Regions from separate parts of the Homo sapiens genome. Here region 2 is linked to region 1. The links are chromatin contacts, found by Hi-C or POLR2A ChIA-PET in ENCODE. All regions are on one chromosome and are shown on one strand. The core of a region is the stretch at or near the end of the contact, and the rest is flanking DNA. Distances in the headings are between cores, read along the strand shown.

Region 1 (5,663 bases), core at 2,442-4,941:
AAACCATGAAAACAATCAGTTTCAGCTGATAAATACATGAAATGTCAAACACTATGAAGATTTCGACTATCCCTACTTAGAATAATCAAAATCAACCAGGTGCGGTGGCTCACGCCTATAATCCCAGCACTTTAGGAGGCTGAGACGGGCGGATCATGAGGTCACGAGATCGAGAATATCCTGGCCAACATAGTGAAACCCTGAAACCCTGTTTTCTTTTATTTTTTATTTTTTTTAGATGGAGTCTCTCTCTGTTGCCAGGCTGGAGTGCAGTGACGCAATCCCGGCTCACTACAACCTCTGACTCCCCGGTTCAAGTGATTCTCCTGCCTCAGCCTCCTGAGTAGCTAGGATTATAGACATATGCCACCATGTCCAGCTAATTTTTGTATTTTTAGTAGAGCCGGGGTTTCACCATGTTGGCCAGGATGGTCTCGATCTCCTGACCTCGTGATCCACCCACCTCGGCCTCCCAAAGTGCTGGGATTACAGGCTTGAGCCACAGCGCCCAGCCTACCCTGTTTCTACTACTAATATATACAAAAATACAAAAATTAGCCAGGTGTGGTGGCACGCGCATGTAGTCCCAGCTAGCTACTTGGGAGACTGAGGCAGGAGAATCACTTGAACTTGGGGGGCGGAGGTTGCAGTGAGCCAAGATCGCGCCACTGCACTCCAGCCTGGGCGGATGAGCAAGACTCCATCTCAAAAAAAGAAGAATCAAAATCTGTGAAAACATAACATAGATAGCTGCTCATCTGATTAAAAGGCTCTCTGCTTTCATGTCCTATTCTTACAAACTCAAGAACTTGACACAAACTTCAACCTCCAAATAGAGAAGCAGCTCCACTGTACAGAGCCAAGTAAAAATGCCTTTGGTGGCTGGGCACAGAGGCTCACACCTGTAATCCCAGCACTTTGGGAAGCCAAGGGGGAAGGATCACTTGAGGCCAGGAGTTCAAGACCAGCCTGGGCAACATAGTGAGACTATCTCTACAAAAAAATGAAAAAGTGAAAAAAAATTGCCTTTGGAGACAGAAGTTTGAGGGCATTTTGAAGACTTTTATGTGCGGAGAAATTTCAAGCTTGAAAGATCAAAAGGCAAGAAGAAATAAATATATCCAGTATTTTGAAGGATCAAGGGATCAAACTGCTCATTTGACCAACTGGAGACTTACAAGAGCATTGGAATGTGGGTCGGATCCAATGTGGATAAACTCAGCTATGGGCTTTTAAACCCATTACCCACTGGGAACAGGATTCTGAAGGCAAATGGCAGGTGTGTGAATAGGTGTAGGGCCCACATGATAGGCCCTGTCTGGCAAACGCCCAATGGCATGCTACACCAAATGAAGAAAACAGACGTGAGTTCCCTGTCTCATGGATCCCCTGGGTTCACACTGCAGGGCACATTGCAAAGGAATGAGAGCACCCACCACTGCAAAGGGAATACCAGAGCTTGGGCCAGAGGGCAGCACAGTAGCCCTCCCACTGCTTATGAAGAGGAGGTTAAACTTCCCCACCAGAAGCCCTGGGGCAAGAGAGAGGACTAGACGGGAGGAGGGGAAAAGCGTGTCACCTGGCACCGATGACAGACTCGTCAGCGAGAGCCAAACCAAGCCCTTCAGTGAGTCACACAAACTGTGGAGTTTGAACTGAACATCTACAAGGAGCGTGGAGGCTGAGCTTCTCAAGAGTCCTGCTTGCTGTGCCAGGAGCATTCCTGTGGTCCTGTCAGGGTGCCTGGGTGGGGCTTCACTCTGGGCTCCAGAAGCTACTGCTCAAATGCCGCATCCTCTCAGCAGGACAACCAAAAGCTGGGGAGAGGAAAGGGAGAAGACTCAAGGGAACATGACCCTGACTTCCCAGAAGGATGAAGCCACAGATGCCACCGCACCTGGCTGGGAGCCAAAAGTCATGACGTGATGTGGGAGCAAATTCCAGAAACTCTTGGGCAGGAGCTGAGGGCTTGAGTGTCCAAATGAGATACAGCCTCCTCTTCCTGATCCCATTCTTTTCCTCTTCGAAAGGTTCTTTGTGCATTTTAAATTCAAAGGAAGGGTTTGGACAAAAGGGAGGCTGTTCCATCCAGAAAGCGCATACTTGTCAGAACAAGCCGTCTGCCAGGGCGTCTGGCAGGGAAGGGCTGGGGGCCACGGGCTGACTTACCTGAAGTCCTCGGGCAGTGGCAGGGGCCCAGAGCACCTCCCCACTGTGAATCAGAAGGAGGGCATTCCTCCACTGTTACCAGCATCTCCATCTCCACCAAAACAAGCCAAGCCTTTCCCTTTCCCACGTTCCTGGGTCGAGAAGCAGGTGTGGTCCTTTGCAGCAAGTTGACATCAACGAAAAACACATTCCTTGGCCCTTCGATTCCTATTGACACACGCAGTTTCTGAGGCTGAGTTACACCTGACCTCTGGGTCAGTCCCTGTTTACTCATCCGCACAACCCACTCATTTATCAGATAATGACCCAGCCCTTGGATGTGACTCCTGCTCGGCCCCAGGAGGAGTGGGCAGTGTGTCAGGGAGACCTCCCTCAAGGGGCTCGCAGGCTGCCCCGCACTGGCGATGGCACCCAGGAGGACCTTTGCATGGTATCTACTCATATAAAACATGCCCCTCCTGACCCCCGCCTCCTCTTCATTTATTTCCTTGCATTTATTCATTCATTCAAAGGATAGATATTGGGTTCCCCTGGTGCCAGGCTCCACAAAAACTTTTCAGGGGAGCGAGGTCCAGTGGCTCACACCTGTAATCCCAGTGACACTAGAGGCTGAGGCAGAGGAATCCCTTGAGTCCAGGAGTTCAAGACCAACCTGGGCAATATAGTGAGACCCCACGTCTACAAAAAAAAAAATTGAGACAGGGTCTTACTCTGTTGCCAGGCTGGAATGCAGTGGTACGATCTCAGCTCATTGCAGACTCAATCTCCTGGGCTCAAGTGATCCTCCCACCTCAGCCTCCACAGTGGCTGGCACTGCAGGTTCACACTACCACGTCCAGCTAATTGTTGTATTAAAACAATTTTTTTAAATTAGCCAAGCATGGTGATGCACACCTGTAGTCTTAGTTACTCAGGAGGCTGAAGCAGGAGGATCACTTAAGTCCAGAAGTTTGAGGCTGCAGTGAGCTATGATTGTGCCACTGCACTCCAGCCTGAGCGACAGAGCAAGACTCTGACTCTAAAATAAATAAATAAATCAGAATAGAAAAGTGTGGAGGATGTAATGGTGAACCAAAGCTGGCATGATTCCATCTCCCACATAACTTACCTTTCAGTAAGAGAAGACATCAGAAGCAAGCAAGCGAATAAATAAGCCAGATAGGTTCTGTGAATAAGAAGGGCCTCGGAGAACATCAAGACTGGGAGAGGGGCTTAGTCCTCTCTGAGGAAGGGACGCAGGCCTTAGGGATGAAGGGCAAGCACATTTCAAGCTCGGTCCCCTGAGGAGGGGAGCCCAAAAGGAAGCCGTGATGGGGGGTTCGAGCTGCCGGTGTGAAATGGAAGGCTCAGCCAGACGAGGCATGTCCTCGCTCATCAGACACAGGCACGCTCTGGCCCAGAGCAGGATGGCCTCGGGCCTGGCCTCCACCCATGGGGCTTCCTCCTCTGAGGCAGAGAACTTTGAAAAGAAGTCACCCACGTGGCTTGCTTCTAACTCTCCCAGAAAGGCAGCAAATGTGGCTTGTTATACTAGGGAGAGAGGCCGTCTCGGTGAGGACACTCTGGTGGCTCACGATTGGCCTGATTTCCTCAGATGACGCTGGATGGTCAGAGGCCGCTGACCCTCCAGTCCCTGTCCCCTAGGGACCCCGGCCAGCGTCAGTGGCCGGTCAGCTCCTGCCAACGCCTCCTGGAAACTGCACCGTTGCCCCACTCGTGGGTAAGACCCCATGTAGTCCTTGAGCTCTTTTTCTCAGGAGGGGCTGATGCATGCACGGCCAGGGCCCTGGGCCTGGCTGCCCAGCTCATCCTCGCTTCCAGAAACTCCCCTTCTCCCTGCTGCATGGGACTGGTGCCAGGCTGCATCGTGGTTTGGCTTGGGAGCAGCGTGCCTCCCTCCTGAACGTCGCAGCTCCGTGTGCTTCCCGAGGTGACGAATGACCTTGATTCACATTGGTGAAGTAATGGCTTTCCTCCTCAACCTTCTCATCCATTAGTCACGTTGCAACACGGCCCTGCATGGCACAGAATGCATTCCCAGGAGCCAGCTCAGGGAATTGCAAACACCTGCCAGGCTCGGCTTACCAAACTCACAGTCACACAGTCAGCCCAGGTGCCCGGAACTGCCTTGGCCCGCTGCCACCAAAGGCCCCACAGCAGGGACTTGGGAAAGTCTGAGAGCAAAGGCCAAGGACTGGAGCTTAGGTCCAGGTCTCCCCTTGCTCCGTAACTTTGGGCAAATGACTTAACCTCTCTTAGCTTCTGCATCTATACATCGCCAATAACGCTACGAGCACTGGGGAAAAGCAAATGAGAAAGTGGCTGCAGAAGTATTTTGTAAGCTGTTATAAAGCACCAGACAAATGACAGTGGTTCAGTCCCATGGAAAAACTGGTCACAATGGGTGACCGCTGGGTCATTACCCAAGGAGTTTTTTGTTTGTTTGTTTGTTTGTTTGTTTGTTTCTTGAGACAGGGTCTTGCTCTGTCACCCAGGCTGGAGTGCAGTGGCACAATCACGGTTCACTGAAGCCTCAACCTCCTGGGCTCAGGTGATCCTCCCACCTCAGCCTCCTGAGGAGCTGGGACTGCAGGTGCATACCACCACACCTGGCTAATAATTTTATTTTTTGTACTTGATCTTAGCTAAAAGGCTGAGAAGTGATATAATTTTATCTTTTGTAGAGATGGGGTCTTACTGTGCTGCCCAGGCTGGTCTCAAATGGCTGGGCTCAAGGGATCCTCCTGCCTCAACCTTCCAAAGTGCTGGGATCACAGGCATAAGTCACCAAGCCCAGACACCTAAAGATGGCTCATTTCTATGAGGAATAGAAATGATGTCCCTGAATCCATTTCTGGGACATGGAAAGACATAACACAATGTTTCTAGTACAGGTTGAATATGCTTCTCATTTAAATACCTAGGGGGCTAGGCACAGTGGCTCATGCCTGTAATCCCAGCAATTTGGGAGGCCCAGGCAGGAGGATCACTTGGGGCCAGGAGTTCAAGACCAGCCTGGGCAACAGGGCAAAACCCTGTCTCTACTAAAAATACAAAAATTAGCCGGGCGTAGTGGCGCATATCTGTAATCCCAGCTACTCAGGTGGTTGAGGCACAAGAATCACTTGAACCCAGGAGATGGCGGTTGCAGTGAGTCGAGATCACACCACTGCACTCCAGCCTGGGTAACGGTGCAAGACTCCATCTCAAAAAATAATAAACAGCTTGGGAATCACAGTGTTTTGGAGTTTGCATTTTTTTGGATTTTGGAATATTTGCATAATATGCTTATCAGTTGAGCATCCCAAATCCAAAAATCCAAAATCCGTAATGCTCCAATGAACATTTCCTCTGAACATCAGGCTGATGCTCAAAAAGTTTCAATTTCTGGAGGATTTCGGGTTTTTGGTTTGGAATGCTCAACCTATATATCAGTAACTAAACTTCCTGTGTAAAATCTGAGAAACAAACCCCATGCCACATTGCAAAGCATT
Region 2 (6,155 bases), core at 1,464-3,963, 250 kb before region 1:
AAGGCAAATATGCCAAAACCCATGTTACAGAGACATTCGCGTGGTATCTCACCTACTTGTGCAGGCAGAGAAAGACTTGGCATCTCTCCCAAGCTGTATTCTTGACTCACTCTATGAATGAGGGCCTCCGATTTTCCACCTATTAAATGGGATAATAATTCTTGACATCTACTTGCTTCACTTGAACACTATGAATATAAAATTTTTCCCAAGTGCTTTGAGCTCACATTAAAAGGCTCTACCTAAACATTAGTGCACTCACTGCTGGATTTTCTTGGACACCAATCAACTTAAGTGGATAATAATAAATTCCTCTGCCTATCTTTGTTGAGAGATTAAAAGAGGGAGAATCCCACAAGACCTTGCTTCTAGAATCCTCTGCTCTATAAAGTCTCTTAGGAAAGGAGTGTGAGGATGCACTCAGATGCAAGAGGTGTCTAGAATTGTTTGGTTTTAGAAATCTCCTTCCCTGAGCCATCTGGACTAAAGCATATGGCACAGAAGAATGAGGATGGAGTTGGGTAATACTTTGGGACCATGGGCAGACATAGAGTAGATTCCAGGTTCATTTACTCCCTCACGTGTTCATTTATTCCATACAATTTTGCAGAGCTTTTTTCATGGGCTTCCTGCAAAGCATCTAACCGCCAACCCCAGCGTCTGGTTGTCACTGTCTGGCCGCAGAACCAGCTTTCCCTGGCTGGACCTGTCTTCAGAGTCAGGTTGCTTGCCTTGCAGCCCCGCACCCACTCACATTCTCCTTGCTCTCTAGGTCCATGGGGTGAGATCGCTGACTGACAGAAGGAAGCTGTTCTCTGGGGTGTGCGTGACCCAAAGACCAATGGAGGGAGGAAGAATAGATGCTCCAAATGGCCACTGCACTTCTCCAATGTCTGAAGGTGAGATTTCCATAGGGGCGAGGTGTACAGTGATCTTGTCCAGCTAAAGTTTCCCACCTCCCTAAGGAGTTTGTAAGTTTCTCAAGCGTAACGATCTGAATTCTCTTATCCTGAAGGACTGTTCACACAGTAGGAATGTGTTGAATGCAACTGAATAAATGATTTAGGCCATAAATTTGAGGACTGGATCATTCCCTTTAAGCTCCTGGTGGGTTAGGCAGATGCCAGAGAGGCTTCCCTTGTTCTTCCATAATATGTTGGCTTGCAGTTCTTTATTTTAACTAAAAGTGAAAGGCACAGATCAGAACAGCAACAAAGATGCTGCCCTTGAAGACTCAATCCTGTTAAATTCACCCCAAGCAGTGCCTCGTTTAAATGGGCTGCCACTTACCAGGGTTTGTAAAACCAAGTTCAGAAAGAACCAGAATGGAAATGCCCCCTCGGATCCTGAATTTCTTCCTTTCCCGCTCAGGGGTTTAAAGAGGCCCGACACTGACAGAGCTTTCGAAGCCTTTCCTGCTCTCTGGGACTCACCTGAGTTTAGTCACGTTTCTGTTGGCGTAAGGAAAAGCATTTTGCAACCACATCCACCCAATGATAGGATGGGAGGCCTCTCCACATAGTGAGGGTGGACCCTGTGTTTGCTGCAAAGGCTGTGCCACTGTCCACGTGGGATGCTGTAAAAGGGACTTCCACCTGGGTGGGCGGTGACATCAGCAGACCCCTAGGGTCTTTTCCAACTCAAAGCTTCTTTAATCATATGGTTTCAAGGCCAGGCACGGTGGCTCACACCCGTAATCCCAGCACTTTGGGAGGTCGAGGTCAAGAGTTCGAGACCAGCCTGGTCAACATGGTGAAACCCTGTCTCTACTAAAAATACAAAAATTAGCTGAGTGTGGTGGCTTGCACCTGTAGTCCCAGCTACTCGGGAGGCTGAGGCAAGAGAATTGCTTGAACTTGGGGGGCAGAGGTTGCAGTGAGCCTAGATCATGCCACTGCACTCCAGCCTGGGCTACAGAGACAGACTCCATCTCAAAAACAAAAACAAAAACAAAAAAAAAATCCTATGGTTTCAGGTAATGGGACTCTGGAAAGAATGGTGGCAGGACATAGGCTCTGAACCTGCAAGAAAGAATGATGGCTTGAGAAACAGAATTGATTTGATGTTGGGGGCCATCCTTACTAACAGGTCCCCCATGAGCAAGCTAATCCAATTCACGAGACAGAAGCTGGTCATTTGGATAGCTAAAAAAAAAAAAACCATCAACCATGACCCAGTTTCAGTGACAGTGCACAGTAATGGCCTCAATTAGGCGGAAATTGCTGGCGCTCCTGTTCTGCTTCTCCATGCTCATCCTCCTGAGCACTTTGCACCTTGATGGCGATGTGCGGTTGGTACACAATGTGTGTGAAAGGCGCTGGCATAAAAGTGGTTTTATGGCTGTAGCTTGGGTTTGTAAGCAGAGCAAACAGAAAAAAAACTCAGGAATAAAAGGGGCAATAAAATAATTACATAACGCTTTGAACTCACACTAAATACCACCTTTATTTCAAAGCTCTCAATGTGTTTTACAGGCAAGTTTAGAACTGTAGTCGAATCCCCTTTTATCACAGAGGAAACTGAGTCACTGTGCAGCGAGGGCTGGAGGGCATACAGGGTTTGTTACAAGGGAGGACTCTCGGAGACACCCCCAATAGAAGCCCTTCAGGGAGCGGGCCAGCGGGAGAGCACCCCCGACCACACCTTTGTTCTGCATTTATATGTACAGATTCTTATCCCTACGTATAAATTCTACCCACACATCCCGAGCCATGTCTGAGCCCCTTGACTCTGGCATTAACAATAGGAATAACAACACTTACCAGTTTTGATGCCTACCATACATCAGGCACTGCTTCCCCTACACCTCACTACCATCTGTGAGGTTGCTGTTATTATCCTCATTGTGTAAATGGAGACAATAAGAGGTTCAATGCTCTGGCCAGGTGACACCCCACACCCTCCAGCCCCAAACACACACACACATACCAGAGGTGGCCTCAGAGCACACACTTTCCTTACCACGGACACCTGCTTCCAAAATTAAAGAACCAGATTAACATTTTTCCAAAGAAGCCAGAAACTTCTATTTATCCCTCCAGTCTTCATTTCAGAATACGGAGAAGACCAGGACAGATTCTGACAGGCTTCCCTTAGAGTTGAAGAAAACAGTTTGGAAGACAAACAGCTAAAAAAAACAAAACCATGAGGTGAGCTGGACAGGCATTCTAAGATCTTAACTGTAAAGAGCTCCATAAAAGTTATAAGAGATTGTTAAATAATGGAGAGAATTCCAGAACTCCAAAAATATTACTATAGAGTGTTCAAATGAGGAAGAAGAATTTTTTTTTTTTTTTTTTTTTTGAGATGGAGTCTTGCTCTGTCACCCAGGCTGGAGTGCAGTGGCGCGATCTCGGCTCACTGCAAGCTCCGCCTCTCGGGTTCATGCCATTCTCCTGCCTCAGCCTCTTGGGTAGCTGGGACTACAGGCACCCGCCACCAAGCCCAGCTAATTTTTTTGTATTTTTAGTAGAGACGGGCTTTCACTGTGTTAGCCAGGATGGTCTCGATCTCCTGACCTCGTGATCCGCCCACCGAAGAATTTTAAAGTATTTATTGTTCTTAGATTTTGTGTGTGTGTGTGTGTGAGTGTATGTGTGCTTACTATTCAAAATTTGAAAACCGTCCCATTGAATGTATTTTAATTGTCTAATATGGGAACAACTCAAGAGTGACAAGATTACATGTCACTGACACAAGAACTACCCACTGTGGATTCTGCGGGACTCAATCACTCCTTCTAGGGCATGGCCACAGACCCCCCTAGCTCCAAGGGAACTCTGGCTAGCTACTCATCAAACCCGCTTCCCTTTCCTCCTGGGCAAGCTGGGCTCTATTTCCCAGGCTATTTGCAGTTGAGCATAGCCATGTGACTGGGTTCCGGCCAATTTTCCCTCTACCAGCGATCTGTAAAACTTCCTGGGCCGGTCATGGTGGCTCACACCTGTAATCCCAGCACTTCGGGAGGCTGAGGTGGGTGGATGACCTGAGGTCAGGAGTTCAAGACCAGCCTGGTCAACATGGTGACACCCTGTCTCTACTAAAAATACAAAATTAGCCAGGTATGGTGGCGCATGCATGTAATCCCAGCTACTTGGGAGGCTGTGGCAGGAAAATCGCTTGAATCTGGGAGGCAGAGATTGCAGTGAGCCGACATCTCGCCACTGCACTCCAGCCTGGGTAACAAGAGTGAAACTCCATTTAAAAAAAAAAAAAAAAGAGCTTCCTGGGCAATTCTCCACTGTCTTTCACTACCATCTGTCTCCTGGAGGTCAACACCTGGGGGATCTAGAAAACATACATCAAGGACGACAGAGCCTTCATCTGCCTGGAACATGAGGGGCTGGTTGGAACAGGACCCCTTTCCCATTCCCTGCTGCTGATTAAATGTGACTGATTTGGTGTTGAGAGCCATCCTAACTAATAGGTCCAACATGTGCAAGCTAATCCAATTCATGGGGTAGAACCTGATCATTTGATTGCTTAAAAAAAAAAAAAACTAACCACAGAACAGTTTCAATGACAGTTATAACATGTTATAAAATGTTATAATAGCCAGCATTCCCTTCACTAACAGAGTAATTTAGAGATAAGAATCTACCCTCTCCAGGAAGGTGAAAAGTTTCATGATCTTCTCCCCCCATTGCACAGTAGAAAGAAGCCAGAGGTGCAGAGATACTCTGTCATTTTCTTTGTTGAATTGGTGGACTGTGATAAAACTCAGCTTCTTCAGTACCCTTTCTGGAGGCTCTAGGCTGAGGATGACAAATTGGTTTTGTCTTGAAGCCACCTGCAAATGATTGCTAGTCACTGCCTGCACTGAGACGGATTCTGAGGCCAAGTCGAGGCTTAGCAGGAAAGAATACTGTGACCTACACGCCTTCTCAGCCAAACGCACAGAACAGGAATGGCCACATATGTGCTCGTGTCAGCCAGTGTTCCTGGGGGCTTGTCCACGGGCAGATTCCTTCATAATCCCTTGGGATGCTTGCAATAATTCCATCTCCGAGCCCTCACCCTCACCCTCTCAAGGTTTACTGAATTAAAATCTTTGGGCGTGGACCCTGGAAATCTGCAGTTGTCTCGACTTTTTGTGGAATTTTGATGTAGAGTCAGCTTTGGAAACCACCTAGGAGCCTGTAGGCTCCTGCACGGGCACTGCAGCAAGGTAGCAGCAAAGGTGGGCTGTCTTTACCACCAAGACCGGGTAAATTAGGGATAATAATAACACCTGCCTCATAAGGATGGTGGAAAAATTAAAGGAGATTTTACATAATAAGCACTCAACAAATATTAGCTTTTATTATGTTATCTTCTTCTAAGAGTCTGTAAGAGGCCTTTTGCCCACGGCCATGAGCACAGGTAAAAACACCGTTTTCTAAGATTTCCAGATGGACAGCACCATCACATGCCCACATAGCGTGGATACAGCAACATCCAGGGCTCGGGCGCGGGCATAGTGTTTGCTCCCTATTTACGGCTGTAAGCAGCCTCACCTCAGCTTCACATCCAAGCTGGCTAAGAACCCTGGACAAAGAGAATCTGTTGAGAGGAGCTTAGAGGAAGACAGGAGGTGAGTACACAGAGATGCTGACTTAGTCAAGACCATCATGGTTACAGTGCCGGGCAGTGCTGCTGGTAATGGTGACAGTGGTACAGGTGGTCTCAATGTGATGTGATAGTGGCTTGCCAACCGATATTGTTGATGTGGGTTCAGGGCTGCAGGAGAACAATGAGCTAGACCTTCCTCTAGCCTCACATCCTAAACTTTACTGCCTTTCTTTCTTACGGCATTTTCACCATCTCTGTTTATCAATGGTCACACCCTAGCTCTGGGTGCTCATCTCTCAATAATATGATGAGAGAGGATGGAAAAGGAAAATCTCTCTCATTTTCCAACTCATACCCATGAAGATACAAATAAACAAAACTCCTGACTCTTGTGAATGTCACCAAGAAAAAAATTAGTTGGAAGACTAGCCAGTAACTCACAAGTCAACCCAGAAGTTTCTGGACATGAACAGGAAGCAAAGCATACCAGGGGTTGGCAGCTTTCACCACAGCTGAGCTCTTGCACTGTCCAATCTGATGATGAAGTGCTTCCCTGAGACCCTGGCCATCCTGCCAGCCCCATGGCACCACTGCTAACAGGTGCA

The links. Hi-C counts contacts between places; a loop is a spot of excess contacts on that map. ChIA-PET counts read pairs that join two places held with the same protein, here RNA polymerase II (POLR2A). Pooled maps may share reads with other maps.
Region 2: a loop to region 1 is called in a map of transverse colon, with 2.9 times the contacts of the local background. The contact joins the enhancer-like site here to the promoter of LINC01348 in region 1. A Hi-C loop is called at or near these places in 4 of 168 maps with a recorded cell type or tissue (DLD1, astrocyte of the cerebellum, endothelial cell of hepatic sinusoid and 1 more) and 3 of 50 pooled maps. POLR2A ChIA-PET finds 5 or more read pairs at or near these places in 2 of 52 experiments (OCI-LY7 and activated CD4-positive, alpha-beta T cell).

The regions. Positions count from the first base shown.
Region 1 is chr1:235,066,127-235,071,789 of GRCh38, forward strand. LINC01348 (long intergenic non-protein coding RNA 1348) reads right to left here and starts at 3,692. Exons shown (of 4, transcript NR_027454.2): 1 at 3,278-3,692; 2 at 2,170-2,376; 3 at 1,580-1,817.
Region 2 is chr1:234,821,143-234,827,297 of GRCh38, forward strand. All of the region lies in intron 2 of LOC107985365 (a long non-coding RNA gene), which reads right to left. Among named protein-coding and RNA genes, the nearest start is that of LINC02961, 64 kb to the left of the region's middle. Within about 2 kb of position 2,714, at least 2 of the 41 ENCODE cell types and tissues checked have a DNase peak (open chromatin) inside an H3K27ac peak, as active enhancers do; they include transverse colon, where a contact is called at or near this core.